Regions from separate parts of the Mus musculus genome. Here regions 1, 3 and 4 are each linked to region 2. A link is a loop called in an ENCODE intact Hi-C map of the cell type or tissue named here. Cell type or tissue: heart. All regions are shown on one strand.

The links. Hi-C counts contacts between places; a loop is a spot of excess contacts. Peaks named below come from ENCODE experiments on the same cell type or tissue, not always from the same donor. Only the 100,000 strongest peaks of a DNase experiment are listed, where the experiment ranks them.
Region 1: it touches region 2 in a loop (2.5-fold over the local background); 5 of 42 quality-filtered maps call a loop at or near these places.
Region 3: a loop joins it to region 2, with 8 times the contacts of the local background. A loop is called at or near these places in 39 of 42 quality-filtered maps.
Region 4: it touches region 2 in a loop (23-fold over the local background); 13 of 42 quality-filtered maps call a loop at or near these places.

Annotation. Positions count from the first base shown.
Region 1 is chr2:85,176,720-85,181,719 of GRCm38, forward strand. No RefSeq gene overlaps it. Among named protein-coding and RNA genes, the nearest start is that of Lrrc55, 20 kb to the right of the region's middle. In heart, no CTCF peak of the experiment used is centred here; a DNase peak (open chromatin) is centred at 1,892.
Region 2 is chr2:85,244,683-85,249,682 of GRCm38, forward strand. No RefSeq gene overlaps it. Among named protein-coding and RNA genes, the nearest start is that of Gm13715, 39 kb to the left of the region's middle. In heart, no CTCF peak of the experiment used is centred here; a DNase peak (open chromatin) is centred at 1,999.
Region 3 is chr2:85,121,708-85,126,707 of GRCm38, forward strand. No RefSeq gene overlaps it. Among named protein-coding and RNA genes, the nearest start is that of Aplnr, 12 kb to the right of the region's middle. In heart, CTCF peaks have their summits at 2,350 (motif pointing right) and 4,427 (motif pointing right); a DNase peak (open chromatin) is centred at 2,344.
Region 4 is chr2:85,019,373-85,024,372 of GRCm38, forward strand. P2rx3 (purinergic receptor P2X, ligand-gated ion channel, 3) reads right to left here. Exons shown (of 12, transcript NM_145526.2): 4 at 4,738-4,801; 5 at 4,111-4,204; 6 at 3,782-3,859; 7 at 2,976-3,117; 8 at 2,357-2,493. Among named protein-coding and RNA genes, the nearest start is that of P2rx3, 14 kb to the right of the region's middle. In heart, a CTCF peak has its summit at 2,844 (motif pointing right); no DNase peak of the experiment used is centred here; H3K27me3 peaks cover 1,204 bases.

The DNA of each region.
Region 1 (5,000 bases), 68 kb before region 2:
TTTGTTTTTCAAGACAGGGTTTCTTTGCGTAGCTCTGGCTCTCCTAGAACTAGCTTTGTAGACCAGAGCTTGAACATACAGAAGTCTACCTCTGCTTCCCAAGTGCTGGGACTAAAGTTGTGTACCACCATACCTAGTTGAAGTTTAAAGATGGTTTAAAGATGGGGAAGAAGAGAGAGAGAGAGAGAGAGAGAGAGAGAGAGAGAGAGAGAGAGAGAGAGAGAGAGAGAGAGAGAGAAAACACATATGTATGTGTGTGTGTGTGTATGTATGTAGGACATGCCTATCAGAAGCTAAGAATGGGAAAGAACTAAGCCTCTATAGGTACAGCCCTCACCTTATATTTTAGATCCTCTACAGCAGACTCTTTTCTGCAAATGTCTATGTTCTAGTTATCTAGATTTCATTCTGAACAGACACTATTCCATCCCATGTATGCCTTCTCTTGGACTTTTCCCCTACTTGGATTGACCCATTTCCATCTTCTTTAAAAAGCCCACACCTGTCTTCAGATATCCATCTCCACCAAGTTTTCCTTGATGCTTTTTAAAAAATGAACTACAGGTGGTGGTGGTGGGTAAGCAATCAGGATGTAAAGTGAATAAATGAATGGATTAATGGAAAAAACCCATAATAGTTTGTAAAAATTTTTTGCATTTTTATTAGGTATTTTCTTCATTTACATTTCCAATGCTATCCCCAAAGTCCCCCATACCCCCCTCCCCTACCCACCCACTCCCACTTCTTGGCCCTGGCATTCCCCTGTACTGAGGCATATAAAGTTTGCAAGACCAATGGGCCTCTTTCCACTGATGGCCGACTAGGCCATCTTCTGATACATATGCAGCTAAAGACATGAGCTCCGGTGGGGGGGGGGGGTAGTGGTTAGTTCATATTGTTGTTCCACCTATAGGGTTGCAGATCTCTTTAGCTCCTTGGGTACTTTCTCTAGCTCCTCCATTGGGGGCCCTGTGATCCATCCAATAGCTGACTGTGAGCATCCACTTCTGTGTTTGCTAGGCCCCAGCATTGCCTCACAAGAGAGCTATATCAGGGTCCTTTCAGCAAAATCCTGCTAGTGTATGCAATGGCGTCACCGTTTGGAGGCTGATAATGGGATGGATCCCCAGGTATGGCAGTCTCTAGATGGTCCATCCTTTTAATAGTTTGTAAAAATTTAAGACACATGAATCTATTTCTTATGCCTTTATTGTTTCTTCATTATGACCTGTGTTCTGTGACCATGTTTCTTTCCTTTGGTAGTAGATCATGAGCAATTAGATGGTCCTGACCCTACCTTATCTTGCCATCATCTGGGGCACATAGCAAATCAGCACATGGCAATTATAATGCACATTGTTGGAATCAGATGGTATGGACTTGGTGTGGAGAATAAAAATCTGGTATTGAGTTGAATTCTTTAAGAAATCAGTATAGAAAAAACAGGGATGAGGGACTAGATCTTCATTTGCCTTCTTTATTTCAGTGTAGGATGACAGCATCCTTCTCCAGCGATGTCTTATGACCTCAACTGACCTTCACTAGGTCTGTTTTCTCATTCTCTTGGATCCGGCTGAGAAAAACAGGAAGAATCATTAAGAGACAGGGACTTCAGAGCCAGCAAAATTATTTCTGATTCCTTTTACAGACACCAAAAGCTTTGTTTATACAGTATGACAAAGGAGTGGGCTTTTCCTGCTGGCTCCAGGGAGAAACCTCTATCGACCTCCTGGATTCATACCAGGTGTCACACCCATCCCCTTCTCAGATTTTCTCCCCCATTTTGCAGTCTCTACCATCACGTATAATGTAAAACACAAGAGTTGGAGGGTCCATTGGCTGTATCCAGCCTTTCTTCCTGAGAGATAGCTAATTTCTTCTTAGACTATGCTCTGTGTACCAGTGATGCTGGAGGTTTGTCAAGAGTGCAACTTCCAGGTGTTTCCTGGCCTTCTGCTTCAGCACACACTGTAACAAGATCCCCAAGGAGTTACTGTACTTGTAGAAGTTTGAGAGATTCTGCTGTGATCCACTTAAATTATTTTCTTAAATAAGTGGGTACACCTAAAATCTCCAGAGAGGTAAACTAACTTGTGAATTAGTGGCAAGGTACATGCTGTTTATTAGACACTTGTAGAAAGCTATGGATTCGGCACTGTGGATGCAGTTCAAAGTCAGAACCTCAAGTTTCTTTGGTCTTCAGTAATTAAATTGACTAAACATAGGCTTGCTTCACACCAGTCTCTCAGCAAACATTTGTTGAATAAATAAATCTTTTGAATTATGACCCAGGGCTTCATCTACAGCACTGTAGCTGGCTCCTGTAACTACCAGCATCCTTCAGTATCATAAAGTACTTTCAGAAAGAGTAGACTGTGTCCTCATTTGGTGCCAATCCATGGCAGCAGAATCCCAAGACTCAGTGAAGTAGGGCTCATACAATTGTAATTTGTCTGTCATACATGGTACAAGAGGAACTTTTCTGGCCTCAAATTCTCTAAGTAGCTAAGGGTGCCTTTGAAGTTCTGATTCTCCTGTCTCTACTTTCTGAGTGCTAAGTATTATAGGCATGTGCTGCTGTGCCTACTTTCATGCAGTGCTGGAAATGAACCTAGGACTTCAGGATTTATCAACTGAGCTATATCTCCAGTGCATGCATGGACTGTACATCTTGGATGCAACAGTACAGGACATACAACAGGTAAACACACACACACACACACACACTCACTCACACACACACACACACACACACACACACACACACACCAAAAAGTAGTGCCCACTTCTATCTCACCAAAAGGTCTAGTGAGAATGTTCATGCTGGTGGCTAGTTATTCCATTCTGTCCAGACTGGTGTCGTTGCTCTTATGCTCTGTGATCTGGTTTACCCATATCTTTCCCTTCTCTGAAGGTCTTTATTATTGATTGACCAACAGCTTAAAGGAAACTTTAGTTAGTCCTTTTATTCTAAGGAAGACTTTGTTTCTTTTCTGTCCATCAAGGCTGTGGCTGGGTAGTTCTATTACAGTCTTCTGTATGTAACTTACTGGCTCAGTATTGTCCTTATGTCTCACTCCATGGGCTGCTGCCTTTTGTCCAGGAGTTTATAATCTCTGGCAGCTCAATAGCTTCCACTGTTGTGAGGGTGAGAGAGGGTTTTAAAATTCATTTCATGGAAGAAGTCACATATTACTCTGGGCCCAAATTGAAAATGACTTTTCCTCTGGGAAAAAATGCCTGTGTGATCCATTTCTGTTATAATGCCATTTTGCACAGTTGCTGGAGATGCCAGTACTCTTCAAGACTAGTGTGAGGAGAGCTGTCATTCTTTCATCTTTGTTAATTTTGTTGTCCTTGCCAAGCAAGGTCTTTTAACAATTGTTGCAATGTTTTGCATGGGAATGTCTTAAGGCAAAGGAAAACGAGACAGATTCCCAGCAGCAGCCCTTGGAAGGCAGAAGCAGGACATAGGCTCACACCATTTCCCTGCACAGACCAACTTGACTAGTTCATAATTCTGAATCATAATAAAAGCGGAAGCTAGTCTTGCATTGAATTCTTACTAAGTGTCAGGCACTATTCTAAGCCCATCAATGTGGATTCTTTCTTGTTTCGCTGCCATAAATGCTATCAGGTAGGTCATGTCTTCCTGGCATTGTGGCACCAAATAATATACTTATCAGTGGTAGGTAGGTGGCGGACTTAAACCTGTGTGGTTATATTACAGAGCTTGTGTCTAGAATGGGATAGTCATTCTGGATTTTAATTTTATGTTGCTGCATACTTTTTGTTCCCATGAAGTCTTTTTCTTACGGATTAGTAATTTAAATTTTATATTGCAGCCGAACAAATTGCCAAAACCACAGAGGTTTAATTAAGCAATGAAGAAACAATTGTCACTGTAGCTTTAGTGAACAGTTCTTTGACTGATCACCATTAGGGTTTTCTGTTAGATGAGGTCAGAGGGTGGCTGGGTCTAGAATGTTCCAGCTGTATCTATGAATGTATCTAGTGTCTTCAGGTGGTTGGGAGAAAGTTAATCTTAGCTGAAACATTTGAAGGGCTGAGACTTTTTCCCTCTCCATGTGGATCATCTAGGTGGACTTTAATGTGAACAAAACTTACTGTATCAGAGGTGGGCTGGGGAGATGACTCAGTTTGTAAAGGGTGGTTGCGTAAGGATGTGGACCTGGGTTTGATTACAGAATTGAGGTGACAGAGAAAGGCAGATCTCTGGGGCTCAATGGCTAGTTAGCCATGCCTAACTGATGAGCTCTTGGACAGTAAGAGACCTTACCTCCAAAACAAAGGTAGGCATTTTCCAAAGAACAGCACTTAGTGTCGTTCTCCGGCCTTCACATACATATGCACACGGGTTCACTTGTGTGTGTGTGTGTGTGTGTGTGTGTGTGTGTGTGTGTGTGTATACACATGCAGGCATGCACACACACCAGATCTCCTTGTAGGAGAGAGGGAGGGAGAAGAGAGACAGACAGGGGAAAGAGGTAGGGGGAGGGGGAAGGGAGAGGGAATGGGAAGGAGAAGAGGGAGAAGGAAAGGGGGATGGGGAGGGGGATGGGGAGGGGCATGGGGAGGGAGAGGGAGAGGGGAGGGGGAGGGAGAGGGGGAGGGAGAGGGAGAGGGAGAGGGAGAGGGAGAGAACTATGTGATAGATAGATAGATTGGGGCTCTCAAGAGCACACAGCAGAAGCTGCCAGCCCTGCTTTGGACCAGGTCTAGAACTGTCGCTGTCCTTTCTCTCTTTTAGTTTAAGTTAATTTACAGGGCCAGCCCAATACAGTTGATATGAATACTTGAAGCACAACTATTAAATCCCAGATTGGGGATAGGTCACCTATCTGGAATAGGAAAGTATTTTAGGGCACTGGATATGAATGGCAGATGAGGCTCAAGCTCTGGATTTCACACATGTCAACTCTTTGGAGTTGGGCAAGTTATACATCTCTCAGCTTCTAATCATTTCCTAGGAAAAGAGG
Region 2 (5,000 bases):
TCCTAGTCTGACTTATGGTTTGCACAGTGCTAGAAACTGTACTGTATTCAAGAATGATACACACTGTACTAATTGAGCTCCATGTCTAGTCTGTGCTTTCCTATTTTTTCATGCTTCATAATTTCTTATGGTTGAGACTTGCATGATTTAGGTCATGTACTGGGTGACTTACGTGCTAGATTTTGATCTCTATCCAATTTTGTTGCTGCTGTTTGTTTGTTTAGTCACTGATCTGGACTCAGCCTGTGGGTACTATTCCCTGGTGGTATATGGCTGCTGACATGTCTCTCTGGTCGTTAAATGTCTTGTTTTATTTAAACTTGGCTCCTCTACTTCTTCCAAGTTCAGTGGTCAGCCAGTGTGTGGTCATGAGTGTTGTTGTTTCCTGCTGCCACATTTTATTATCAGATGCACAGAGGTGTATTATTTACAATATGTTAGAAGGTATGGGTCACATGGCTAAAATCATGGCATCACCAAGGGTGTGTTCTTTGGAGGCCCCACTGTAAGAATTCATGTCCTTGATCTTCCAGTTTACATGGGAGCTCTTGCCCTCTATAATACTGGCCTGCTTCCCCCAACTTAACATTCAGCAGAGAAGGTCAAATCCTTCTCCTAGCATCTCTCCTTGACTCAGCTCAAAGCATTCTGTTCATTTAGGGAATCGTGTAATTAGATCAAGCCTGCCTAGATGAACTATCTCCTCTCCCTTTCAAGGCACTTAACTTTAATCACATCTGCAAAGCCCCTTTGCCATGGCAACATAGTCACATGTGCTAGGGTTAAGATCTGGATGTCTCCGTGACGAGGGTAGGTGGGGAGAACATTTCTTTGGTGACCACCTATCTCAGGACAGTAAGGCTCCTACACAGTTCTCTTAGCTCTGTGACTGCTATCCAAATTTAGGCAGTTTCAAGTCTTGTATCTTCTCTGTGAGTGTTTCAGTGTCCTGGCTTACCAAGGGTATGTGAAAGTTTTGTCAAGCACCTTTAAGACACTTTCATCTCTTGGTTTATTATAGGTAATAATATGATTTTATTAACTTCCTGATTAGTCCTTCAGTCTGTCGCTTACCTCAGTCAGCATTGCAATTTCAGGTTAGCAGAACTGTTGCTTTCCTGTGTTTACATGCCTTTGTGGTTGTTCATGTTACTGTAGATGCATGCACTAAAAAATTCCATCCCTGAGCTAACTGAGTCACCTTCAGCAGCGAAGTTGCTGGTACTCGTGTGCATTCTCACTGGGGTAGAGCCACGTGCCTGCCCAGGCTGAATGAGTCCAGGAGGTGATGAAATCAGTTCCCAGCCCCAAGCTCAAGCACCACAAACTCACACAGTTCTTTTCTAACCTTTACTAGTTATTCTACTTGTTGTGTATAGTTGGTTGGTTTCCAGAGCTCTTAAATGGTTGTTTTTGACAACTCTGTTTTTCGTATTTATGAATCCTCTGGAGAGGATTTATTGTCCTTTCCGTCTGCCTTCAGGAAGCCTACTCTTTATAAGGTTTGGTCCACTTGTGTTTAAAATGATTAGTGATTCTGTTGAGGCTGCGTTTGGGCCCTATAAGCAGATCATTAGCATAGATGATAGGGGGTAGAAGTGTCTGAAGGTTTTCTGAAATAGGCTGTTTCAGGTGTAGGGCAGTACTATCATGGAGAAAAGGGATGCCTAGTATCCCAGGCATAAAGGAGAGCAGAGTAAGTGAGTACAGGTGAAGGTGGGTATTAAGTGTTTTAAGGGCCAGCCCAAGGATATAAACAAGAATTTTCTTAGAGTGTTGCTTGTTCAGGCAGTTTTTATGAGATTGGGAGGACTGGATTGATGAATTAGGTTACTCTCTAGGGGCAGCCTCTCACACAACAAACATTTCTGTTAATACGTTGCAAGCTCTTCTCCTGTTTTTGCTATCTGGGTCTATTTTCCTCATTTGTTCCCATCCTCTGGTTCTAGGTGGCTTGGCTGAGCGTTTGATCGTGGGCCCACACTGCCCCCTTGTGCTCAGGTTGTGCATAGCACTGGCATATTTGCTTCCCCACTGGTGGAGGGGAGAGCTCAGAGAACTGGGCTCTGAAGCACGGTTCTTATCACTGTGTTAGGTCTTTTCTTCATGTGGCCAGGCTGACTCCATAATGGTGAACACTCACAGTATTCAACAAATAGAGACACACTGAGGACCTGATTCCAGCAGCCTCATGGACTGCAGGCAAGGGATGGAGACTTCTGCCTACACAGCTGGGTACCTTGACTCCATACATGGTACCCCAGTCCTTAAATTGATTATTATTATTTACTAAGGATCTTCTAAAAATTGTCTGTCTTCCTTTGTAACTTTGATGAGAGTTTTGAATTCATTTCTGAGTTCTTGGAAGTATTTACCATAGGATGATCAGACCTATGAAGATGAGTTTGATATTGTCTCTAGCTTGTAGAAGCTGTCTCTAATGTTCGCAACTCCGGATGCTGGAGACATAGTCCAACCACTATTTTGGAAATGCTGTACACTGACTATGCCCCTCGTCCTTTATGGTCCATCTAGATGTGGTTATGACTGGTTTTCCAGTTCCTGTTCCTGGAATTTTCCCTGTATCCATCCACTGATTTAGCTGGAAAGCACCCCAAACCTCTGTACTCTTTTCCTGTTCCTGGAAAATGCTTTTTCCCTCTCATGTATGTATGTATGCATGCATGTATTTAACTTAGTGTGTGTGGAAAGGTTGGGGCACATCTTTTGGTGTATGTATAGAAGCTAGGACAATTTGCATGAATCATTTCTCTTCTTCTACCAAGGGGTCCCACAGATAGAGCTAAGGTCATTAGGACTGGCAGAATTGGCATAGCATTTTTACCAAAAGAACTTCGTATGTAGCCAGTCCTGGAAAAAAAAATGTTCCCTGTTACTTTGTTCTGGTACATGTCAATACTTCTTGAGAGCTCCTACAATTATTTCTGCAAACCTTCCCCAGGCCTGCCTTGTTCCCATGACATGTGCATATTGTTTTGCTCCTGTTAGTGTCTCTAGCACCTCACTGTGGTTTGTCATACTGTAGACTCTCAGGGATTTGTTTGTGGGCAAAGTACTAAGCATCCCAGGTCTATGATTTGGAAGTGGCTAAGATGAGAGCTGGAAAGTGAGTGGAAGAGGCGGGACTTTAGAGACAGAGAATCAGCAAATCAACAGCTTTATGAAACATCTTAAAGCCTGCATGCACTTCCTGGCTCTCACCTATACAGAGGAATACAGTCTTGCTCCCACTCCCTCTTTTTGACTAACAGGATGTTTTCCTCCTGCTTGGGCTCTCCTCCTTAGTTCATGCCCACTCCTATTCTCAGCCTGGGGTTGACGTTGGAAGTCAGTGTCATGGATCATGGTGAGTCCCCGAGTATTATCTTCTTGGGGTTCAAATACTTCAGGTTCAGATCCAAGACCCACAATTTATTTTTGGTTCAAATTCTTAGACAAACATATTCACCTCTTGGGGCCTCAGTTGCCTTGATTTTAAATCAACATAGTAATTTTTTTTCTCTTTGTCCTTGGTCTGCTTGTGTGAAAATCACATCTGATAGTCAATAGAAAGAGCTTCGTGGTAATGTTGTAGGTTACCATTATCATGCTAACAGGTAAAATCAAATGCATGGCATATTGCTATTGTTCTCTGCATGCTTTCAGGAAAACTGAGACTTAAAAAAGGATAGACTCAATGGATTGGAGAAATATCACATTGGTTAATGTGCTGAATCAACCATAGTCAGGACTTCTCAAACCATACATAAGCAGGGTGGGCTAGTTTCTGAATCCATAGCTTTTATTATTTTTTTTCTAGTTTCTTGCATCCTATGTCACCCTGAAGCCTGTGTAGCATAAAAGTTAAAATTCTGAGGTTCAGGGATTTGAGAGATGTCTCAATGGTTTAAGTGCTTGCCATGCAAGCACGAGAAGTCGAGTTCAGCTCCCCACAACTCACGCAAATGCTACGAGGGCAAGGAGGCCCACCATCTTGGGAAAGAGAACAGGGATCCCAGAATAAGCTGGATACTGGGCCTCACCCACTAGGCATATCGACTAGCTCTGTGTTTGATTAACAGGTCTTGCGTCAGTGAATAAGATGGAAGAGTAATTGAGGATGATTCTGGATGTCAGTCATGGACTTCCATGTGTACGAGACACACACATGTATGCCCACATATAGACAAACGCACACAGACATGAAAATGGAAGAAGGAAAAAGGAAAGCATGAGGTTTAGAGTCAAATAAGAGTTGCTTAAGCAGTAGCTTAGTCTCACTGTGCCTCAATGTCATTTTGTTAAAATGGGAATGATGATAATACTGTGCTTATCTAACGAGCATGCTGCCACTCAATGCAGCAGCCTTGGGAGGCACTCTGAGCAGGGGCTGGTGTACAGTAAATGTCAGCTTTGATCAGATACTCTCGCTTCCTGCTCGTAAGGGTTGGTTGTTTTGCTTTCAAATAAGATAATGAGGGCTAAGTAATGACCTGGTAGAAGGTGAGATAATACATCTAATGAAAAATTGGCTGGGAACCAAGGACAGAAAGGAACTCAGTAGCTCCCAGTCCAGTTCACTCATTTTAAAAAGCGGGAAGGAAATATTTTCCCAAAGTTACATAACAAATCCAGTTCAATGTATTGACTTTTTTCTTAAAAAAAAAAAGCCTATTATATCCCAAGCATTATTCACATTTCTGTGGATAAGTGGGTGAATGAGAAATAGCTTTTGCTTATGCAGGAGATTTTCCAAAGTGTAACAGATGCAAACTGAAGTTATCACGGCTAGAATTTAATCTAGAAACCCCTGGGTTGAATAAAATAAAGAAGCAGACTTTTTTTGTGGTGTTGAGATTTGCACCCAGACCTTTGTTCATGGTAGGCAAACACCTGTGGCTGAGGATGCTCACTGAGCTACATCCTCAGCCTAAAGAAGCATTTCGGTCCTGTGCTTTGCTCTACTTAAGAGGGAGGTTTGCTTGCATAGTGAGAGGAGG
Region 3 (5,000 bases), 120 kb before region 2:
CTGGAATTACACTGGCAGTTATAAGCCACCTGAGGTGGGAGCTATGAACTGAACCTCGGTGGCAAACACCTCTAATTCTAGCATTTGGGAGGCAGAGGCAGGTGGATCTCTGTGAGTTCAAGGCCAGCCTGCTCTACAAAGAGAGTTCTAGGACAGTCAGGTCAAAGCAGAGAAACCCTGTATTGAAACAAACCAAACCAAACCAAACCAAACCAAACCAAACCAAACCAAACCAAACCAAACCAAACCAAACCAAAAAGAGTCTAGTATCAGTTTAGATTTCAGTCTTTACTAACTTTCATTGTTGCTGCAGATATCTTGGGATATCAGTTGCTTTGCAGTCTGATTAGATATAAGCTAAGAGTAAGGCTGACTTTGACCTGAAATGTGTCCTGCCTACAACATATGTCGGGACAAAGATGGAGCAGACACTGAGGAAATGGCCAAACAATGATGGCCCCAAATTGAGACCCATCCCATGGGCAAGAGTCAATCCCTGACACTATTAACTATATTTTGCTATGCTTGCAGACAGGATCTTAGCATAACTGTCCTCTGAGAGGCTCCCCCCAGTAGCTGATGGGAACAGATGAGGAGACTCACAGATCAGGGACTCTTACGGAAGAGTTGGGGGAAGGACTGAGGGTTTCTAATGGGATAGGAACTCCATAGGAAGACTGAGAGCCAACTAACTGGACCCTTGGAGGCTCCCAGAGACTGAACCACCAGCCAAAGAGCTAGTAGCATGGGCTATACATAGACTCTCCGCACATATGTAGCAGAATGTGCAGCTTGGTGTTCATGTGTGTCCCCCAACAACTGGAGTGGGGGCTGTCCCTGAATCTGTTTTCTCTCTGTGGATTTTGTTACCCTAATTGGGCTACCTTGTCTGACCTCAGTGGGAGAGGATGTGTGTAGTCCTTCAGAGACTTGATGTGGCAGAGCCGTCCCCTTCACAGAGGAGAAGGGGATGTGGAAGGAGCTTTGGGGGAGGACTGGCAAGAGGGGGAAGATATTGGGATCTAGAGTGAATAATTATTCCACAAGGCTCTACGTCCCATGAAGGCAGAGGCCTTGGTGGTATGTGTTGACACCACTGGGCTTAAACTGGAGTCCTCCAAAGAGGAGAAATAGGCAAGACTGCTCAGTGAATGGCAGGTGCCTGGAACTCTAGCTCTCTTTGATTACTGATGATCTCTGTCTGCCTCTGATTGTCTGTCAGCACAGAGTGTGCTGAAGTTCATATGTCTTATCAGGGTGACCACAGTTAATGAAATAGGATACTACAATCTTAATCTTTCCTCTCTCTCCTCCCTGTTCTCATCAAATTCCTATAATAGTGCTTATTTTTTCTAGAGTAAAGACTGGGGTATCTTTGAATAAGCACTGTATCCCTGCATATGTTACTTTGACCAACTCAACATGCACACACCTTTAAAAATGCTAAAATTAGTAGATACGGCACAAAAGACTCCAGCCAAAGTCCATAGATATAAAAAGGTCCAGATGAAGGGCCTAGAAAACTAGGCAAAACGCTTAAGAAAAGTTTTGTAAAAAGTGCATTTAAAAATTATTTAAGTTTTTAAAAGCTCCCATACATATGTATATTATATACTCGGCAGGCTTTGCAGAAGAGTGGAGGCAGAATGCTAGTCTTAGAAGCAACCACAAGGTGGTGCTATGTACTCAGCGATGAGAGTCTTGCTTTCAGTGACTGTCCTCTTTTTGTCACCAATTATCAGTTTAGTAAAGCAATTTCTCAGTCTCTTTCTAGCCCATAATTTTCCTTAGTCAAACAGTTTCAGTCTTTCTTTCTTGTGTCATCTTTGCAGAGTGACATGTTTAAGGAAGAGTCATGCATAAGGCTGAGGTTAATTCAACGCCTCCTGGTTTTATGCCTGTACTACCCAAAGAGAAAATAGTATGACAAGATTATCCCTTTTCTCTGTCAATGTCATAACATAATACTGTGTCATGACAGTGTGCTGTAACTACATTTCAAGAAAGAAAAAGTACGTCAAAACCTTGAACAGGGTAGAGGGGTGTGAGATTGATTTTTGGGGTCACTGGGGATCTATGCTGGGATCTGGGGCCTGTGCATCCTCAAAACTGTCAGCTAATTTGCTTGCTGGCAAATCTCCTTTTTAAAGGGCTCACCCAGTTTCAAAGCTACAAGATACTGGGGTTAGCAGTTCCCGAGACCTGAGGTCCTTGAAGAAGAGAAGATGTCAGTCATAGCAGGGCCTTATCCTGACAGGTCTGACTGAGTCCCTGAGGCAGGTCTACAAGGCAGTGCTGCAAACTTGCACTGGAGAAAGGATGAGGCTGAGTACCAGGACCTGGCCACTAGAGGTCAGCATCACCAAGCAGTCATAGGCACTGAAGATGCCCTCCAGGCTCTGCAGGGTGTTCTAGCAGAGCTCATCTATATCCAGTGCCTTATTCTATCTGACCAACCACAGCAGCCCAGAGGAGCTGCAAGTATAGGCATAATGTAGCACCAGTATCCTGTCTTTTTGACAAGATACATTAAAATTGTGTACCTGTGATCTTGGAAGTGCCTGGGAACTGATGATGGACAACTCACAAGCAGAGCCTTCAGATATGCAGGGGCAATTGGCACAGAGTGATGTGCTAGTCTACTGGGCAGAGCTGGGTAAAGTATTGCATACTTGCAATCCCAGGACTCTGGAGGTTGAGGCAAAAGGATCACTTCAGATCCAAGGCTAACCTTGGCTATGTAATGAGCTTGTCACAAACAAACAAACAAATGAACAAACAAATAAACAGCAAGCAAGCAATGAAGCAACAACAGAACAGCCATGGGCAGACAGACGATACCTCTTTGATTGATTTTATTTTATTTTATTTTATTTTATTTTATTTTTGAGACAGGTTCTCATGTAGCCCAGGCTGGGCTTGTACTCTTCATCTTACTGCCTCTACCTTCCAAGTGCTGGGTTGTAGGCATGTGCCACCAATGCCTGACTAAGGGCTAAATATTTTGTGCGGAAGGAAATTAGGATGGGAAGTGTCATTAAGAAAAGAAAAGCAGGATTTAAAAATACTGTGGCTTTGTGAGTTGCTTATGACCATGAATTATACTGCTTGATGGTTATGACTGTAGACCTTGGGACCAACAGTCTCCAATTTGAATCCCATTCTAGTACTTGGAAGTGGAGGGACTTAAGTGTGCGTCTTCATCTCTGTTCCCCAGTTTGTGAAATTTATAACTTGGGAAGACCATCATTTCAGAATCATTCCTGACTCTCCCATAGGGTCGCTGTGAGGATTAAGTAACAGCACTGTAGCGGGAAGTGTTTACCGTGTGCTCACTCTGCGAAGGCAGAAGAAGACTTAGCTCTCATTTTTTTTTCAAGATTTATTTATTTATTTCGTGTATGTGAGTCCACTGTCGCTGTCTTCAGACACACTAGAATTGGGCATTAGATCCCCATGACAGATGGTTGTGAGCCACCATGTGAGAATTGAACTCAGGACCTCTGGAAGAGCAGTCAGTGCTCTTAACCGCTGAGTTATTTCTTCAGCCCTTTAGCCCTCAATTTTAGCATTTCATAATTCTGACAACCAGTGTGTTCCATTTTGCAGCTGCTTAAACTGAGGTGTGACTACATCAACACACCTGGGTATGAGCTAGTCGATTTCCTATCCAGAGTCAGCATAGCTGTTTTAATTATTACCCTATTTTCATTGAACAAACATTCAACAGTGGGCTGGGGAGATGACCCAGTAGGTAATGCGCTTGCTGTACCAGCCTGAGGACTTGGGTTGCGACCCCTGAGCTCATGTAAAAACCAGGATTGTGGGTGCATGCCTGGCACTCCAAGGCTGATGGGGGCAGAGACATGTGGACCCAGGCTTTCAAGCCAGACAGCTTAGTTAAAATGGCAAGCTCCAGGTTCAGTGGGAGATACTGTCTAAAAAAAAATAACACGAATAATCTCACTTAATATTATACTTTCCAGTATACCATCCAGTGATTCCCCTACAAATTTCATTTTCTTTATAGTTGAATTCAATTCTGTGGTGTATCTGTACCCTATTTTCATCTGTAATAACATGTGGATGGAACCTAGTCTGACTCCATTTTCGAGCTATAGTAACTAGGCACAGACAATTAAGTGTCTCTGAGGTGGGCTATGCCCAGGAATGGAATATTTGGATCATGTGGTAGTTCTAACTCTAGCACTTTGAGGAACCTTCTGCACTAGTACCCACAATGGCTACCCCAGTGAATAAGTGTTCTTTCTCCCTAGCCTCCCCAATACCTACTGCTAGCTTTCTTGTTAATAATCATTATGCCTAGGGTACCTTAAAGTAGATTTAATTCACATTTCCCTGACTAATAGGGAAAAATTAATTTATTTATGTTTGTGTATACTGTCACTCTCTTCAGACACACCAGAAGAGGGCGCCAGATCCCATTACAGATGGTTGTGAGCCACCATGTGGTTGCTGGGAATTGAACTCAGGACCTCTGGAAGTGCAGTCAGTGCTCTCCAGCCCATCTCTGAGACTTCTTTGCAGATCTTCTTCAGTAAAGCCATAGCCCCTCACTTCTGTGTGCACAAGCAGCATGCTGGGTTGAAAAATATCCTTCCTTGGAAACATAACACTCAGGTTGTTGGAGTCAAAGTCAAGATCTTTATCTTTAAAAAAAATTTTTTTTTAAAAATTATGTGTATGTGCCTGCATGTGGCTATGTGCATGTGAGCACAGATGCCCCACAGAGGCAGGAGGTGTTAAATTCTCATGGAGCTGGAATCTTAGCATGTTGTGAGCCACCTTACGTGGGTGCTGGGAACTGAACTCATGTCCTCTGCAAGAGCAGTGAGTACTCTTAGCCACTGAACCATCTTTCTAGTCCCCTGAAGTCAAGGTCTTTCCACTACTCAGAAGCCACATGATGCTGAACCAGTGATGGAACCCTCTGCATCTCGGTTTACCAACCTGTAAAGTACATGTAACTTGATAGCATT
Region 4 (5,000 bases), 230 kb before region 2:
CTTTGGATGAAGACACAGAACTCTCAGCTCCTCCTGCGCCATGCCTGCCTGGATATTGTCATGCTCCCACCTTGATGATAATGGACTGAACCTCGGAACCTGTAAGCCAGCTCCAATTAAATGTTTTTTTTTTTTTTTTTAATAAGACTTGCCTTGGTCCTGGTGTCTGTTCACAGCAGTAAAACCCTAACTAAGACACAGGCCAAGTGCAGAGCCAGATAAGAAAGTTGGCTGACTAAACATATGTAAAAACATAGTTTTCGCAGTCAAAATGATTAAGCCTACAGCTGCCAAAATAATATTAGCTGTTCTTAGAGAAATAACCATAACAAAAATAACAGTTCTTAGAAGACTTCTCCTGCCCCCCCCTCCTGCCCCATACTGAATTCTGAGGAAGACCACAAACCACCCTGACCTTGCTAGGATTCCCTGTGACATTAATAGCTGTGACATTAATAGCTGACCCATAAGTTCAAAATGTACTATTGCTTTGCTGCAAATCATAATAACCCACCATGGGGGCAAGCAAAGTGAGTCACTAGGCCAAAGGTTACTTAGTCACTATGCAAACCAACTAATGCCTGAAAGGGTTACTTGCTACACCAATGAAAACCCTGTTGCTCAAATCTGCCCCTTACAAAGGTATAAAAAGTGTGTTCTTTCTTTGTTCAGTGTCTCTCTTCTGGCCTTCATGCTGAGAGGGGAGTCCCCAACATGTTAGAATCATAAAAATCCTCATGTGTTTTGCAGCGATGGTGATCTCTGTGGTCTTTGTGAGTGAGGGCCTTTTGACAAACTCCAACAACTCCATTTATGCTACTGAACTTTTGGGACTGTTGAAATATTGAAGACTTATAGAGATGAACTAAATGTATTTTGTATTATAAAATGAACATGAGATTTTAGAGATCAGGAGTGAAATACTATGATTAAAAACAATATGCTTGGGTGTCAAGTTGACAAAATGAAGACTTGTGATTGTTAATCTTTATTATCAATGTGGTAGGACTTAGATTGACCTAGGAGACAAACTTCTAGCCATGTGTGAGGGAGTGTTGATTTAGGTGGGAATACCTAAGCAGGAATGTGGTTGCATCAACCCACAGGCTAGAGTCTCCTATATATTTGCCCCACCACTACCTATTTAGTCTTCTTAGCTTTTTTACCTCATAACATTGTATACTAAATCAGGATCTTTAAGAAGTTTTGGGATTTTCACAAACTAAGGGATGGACTGAGGAGATAACTCACATGACAAAAGTGTGCAGTGTATAAGCCTGGTGACCTGAGTTCACATCATGTGCAAGAGCCAGATGCAGTGGCACTGGCATCTGTCATCCCAGTGTGATCCTACTAGGTGCTGGGGAGCAGAGGCAGGAGAATCACTTGGAGTGTGTAGGCCAGCTATCCTGACATGCACTAATGACCAAGAGGGATCCTGCCTCAAAGAACAAGCAAAGTTTGCCCTTTGACTTCTGTACATATGCCACATCATGAGTGTTGGCACACACACACACACACACACACACACACACACACACAGAGAGAGAGAGAGAGAGAGAGAGAGAGAGAGAGAGAGAGAGAGAGAGAACAAAACTGAAATCCAAAGCAATTCATGCACTGACCAGTAGGATTCACAGGTGAACTAGCATTTCACAGATGGGGACATGGACAAGGAAGAGGTCAAGGACTTGTTCAAGGGCTCAGCTATTCCAAACAGTTCACCCAGAGTTCCTCCCCCCACCCCCCGGTTTCCCTTTTTCCTAATGGAAAAAGCCCCCAAAGTAAAAATCCTTTAGGGCACAGAGCCATATGGAATATCAATTAGATGATATGTAAAAGCTTCTCCCTGCCCGAAAATCCCTAAAGAACTAGTGATCGATAGTTGCTGTCTGTGAATCGTGGGATTTCCTGGTTTTGGAAAGAAATGCCAAGTTACCATTTTGGAAAAAGAAACAAGGCCAGATACTGTGATTACTTTTTGGGAGTAAGAGCCTTAAAATTTCAGGTGCAGCACAGGGAGTGGGGCTGTCTGGATACAAAAGAGGCACATTGTAGCTAAAAACAGGTAAAGAATTACAGAATCAATTACTCCAGATGACCTTTGGCCATCTGATCTAATGACCTACCTCAGCAGATTTCTTAGTTGGATCATTTTTAAAGACATGAATCCAAACCTCATAGCACAACCCACCCACCAGGAACGGCTGTCAAGAAGTCCTTCGCAAGCTGGAACTGAAGCCTGACAGGCAGCAGAAGGACACGAGGAGTTTCCTTCCGATTGTGCACTTTTGCCTGAGACGAATTTTTTTGGGGCTGCCTGTGTCCTCTACTTCTGCTTAGGAGTGGGGTTTACCTGAAGTTGTAGCCAGGGGAAACACTGCTTTTCTCAGAAACTCCATCTAGCCGAGTGAAGGAATATTTGGGAATGCACTGGTCCCAGGCCTTGTCCAGATCACACACCCAGCCGATCTTAATGCCCAGAACTCCACCCTGAAAAAAGGGCCAAATATGAGGTCTCCCTTGTGCCAAGTCAGGGCTGAGGGTTTCCAATGAGTAAATTCTTTCCCTTCTCTGGATAGGAGGTGGCAGTGGGGAGGGAAGAGCATGACTGGTGCCCTTTAGGGGAAGAACTTGGATCTTTAAAGTCCCCACGATACAACACAGGATTCAGAACACTACTGCAGCTCACTGTCCTGTGGTGTGGTACTTTTCCGAGACCAAAGGCCTCTTCTGAGGTGAAATGGAATGAGAGAATGGGCAACTGAGGATAGGGGAGGTAGAGGCAAGATCACTGGGGATGGATGGATAGGATTTGGGATCCAGGGATCTGCAGGTCTAGAGTGCTTCCACCAGGTGGCATTGTCTTGCTGAAGTTCCTGCCCAGCATCCCAGTGGCTTTCCCTGAAGTCTAAGGCTGAGCTTTCCAGGTAGATAGGAAGGTAGGGGGTCACAGGGAAGGGACAAGTTCTCACCGTGCGGGCCAGCTTGGCAAAATCCTGCCCAGCAAACTTAACCACGTCCCCTACCCTCAAGATGGGGCAAAATGGGGCCTTTTCAGGATGGAAGCGGCACTTCTTTATGTCCTTGTCGGTGAGGTTAGGAAGGAGGTTTCCCCTGGGATGGAAAGAGGAGAGTAGTTAGGCCCAGAATTAAAATAAAGATGGAAATGCCTAAATGCTCTCATCTTCTGGATGCTTCAGGCCCTCCACATCCAGGGGAGGCATCTACCTGCACCATCTCTCAGTCACTTCCCATATATCACCCCACTTTCCCCTCATGATTTTGAAACCCCCATCATGTTCCATCTCATAGTAGGGCTATGAATGTGGCTAATTCTCCAAACTACCAGGCTGGGCCTCTTAGTGACCAGAGTCTCTCCTAATTACTTGGTGCATCTCTTCAGTGCCTGACAGGATGGATACACGACTACCAGACAGTTGTTGAATGCAGGAGTCGAGAGGCAGTGGGAGCAAAGTAAGACAAAAAACTCTCCACTTGAGGGTTTGAGATGGGAAGAAATACAAGTGACAAACACTTCAGACTCCAACTGCAGGAGGCCTCGGTGTCCACAGCCAGTTTAAGTTGTCTTTCCCCTGCTCCAAGCAGAACTCCCATTTGGGCTCAGAGCTCCACGGCAGGAAAACTGGCAGAGAAATTGGCTATCGGATATCTGGGATCGAGGTCTGTGGAGGGACAGGGGCTCCGTGGAGATGGGGAGATGGAGAGAACATGAGTGACCTCTATGGCAGGGTGAATAAGGGAAGAATCAAGGACTCACTTCTCAAAGTTGAAGAGAGGGAAACGGATGCTGTTCTTGATGAAAATGGTGAAGTTCTCGGCTTCCATCATGATAGGCCTGTGGGGGAAATGGGGCTTCAGCTCTCCATTAGAGGGGAGACAGGGGGCTTTTCTCAGGAATCTTTCTTTATAGGTGCCTCTTGAAAGAAGGCATCTTATAGAAAGATCACGGGCTTGAGGCAGCGAGGGTGAGAGGCAGAGGCAGAGCAAGGGAGATGGCACACTGAGATCACATTCTTACCCCAAGAAAGAACACTAGTTGGGGACCCACATAACCCTCCATTAGCTTCGGGATGCTTAGAGCCTTACATCTCCACGGTGTCCACCTCGGTGGGGCACCAGCCCTGGATCTCACAGGTCCGACGGACAGAGCTGTAGTTCACGCAGCGGCCGGTGAGGATCCCTGGAGGGCAGAGCTGACAGTTGGCATCCTGCCCCTTACCACCCCCATGCCCCTCCTCACCAGGGATCCTGGCAGATGAGCCAGGCAAGCTAACCTGCTGCATGTGTCCTAAATAGCCCAGAACCCTTCTTCCTTGCCTCTGAGCCTGAGCTATCCCTTCTGCCTGGAGTGCTTTTCGTGAAGCTCCATCTTGCCATCTTCAGACCACTTCTAGGAGGGCTTTGAAGCCACTTCTCTGAAACAACCTTGCTCCCTCCCCTGGGTCTCCTCCCATAGTCCTCTGTTTCCTTAGTACTACTTGCTGTGTACCACTCTGTAGTACCCAGACTAAACTCCTGGGGCCGTAACCATGCCACCTCCACATCCCTAGCTGGGTCTGGGCACCCAGCAAACCTCTGTGACATTGGCTTAAGTCTACAGAGTAGGTTGGACCCATTTCCTGAAAAGGGCTATCCTCACACCAAATCCTCTGCCCTTTAGAGTCCCATGAAGGCTTGGGGTTGGAGAGGGAGGGGGGAAAGGACTGCACTCACCCCCACCCGGGAAGCGCTCAGGCCCACACTGGCTGTCAGACACACAGCGGTACTTCTCCTCATTCTGTGGGGGGACAGGGTCACAGGTGTATGAAGGCCCCTCTGTTGGCCCTGGTCAGCCCATTAATTCCCATTGCCTCCCACGAGTTCCCATAGCTGTGGCCTCTAGTGGGTGGCAGGTGGAGTCACAGCTCCGAGGCCAGACTATGAGGCTCTGTTCACACCACTTGCCCTACTCCTGCCAGTCTGCTTCGTTGACCTGT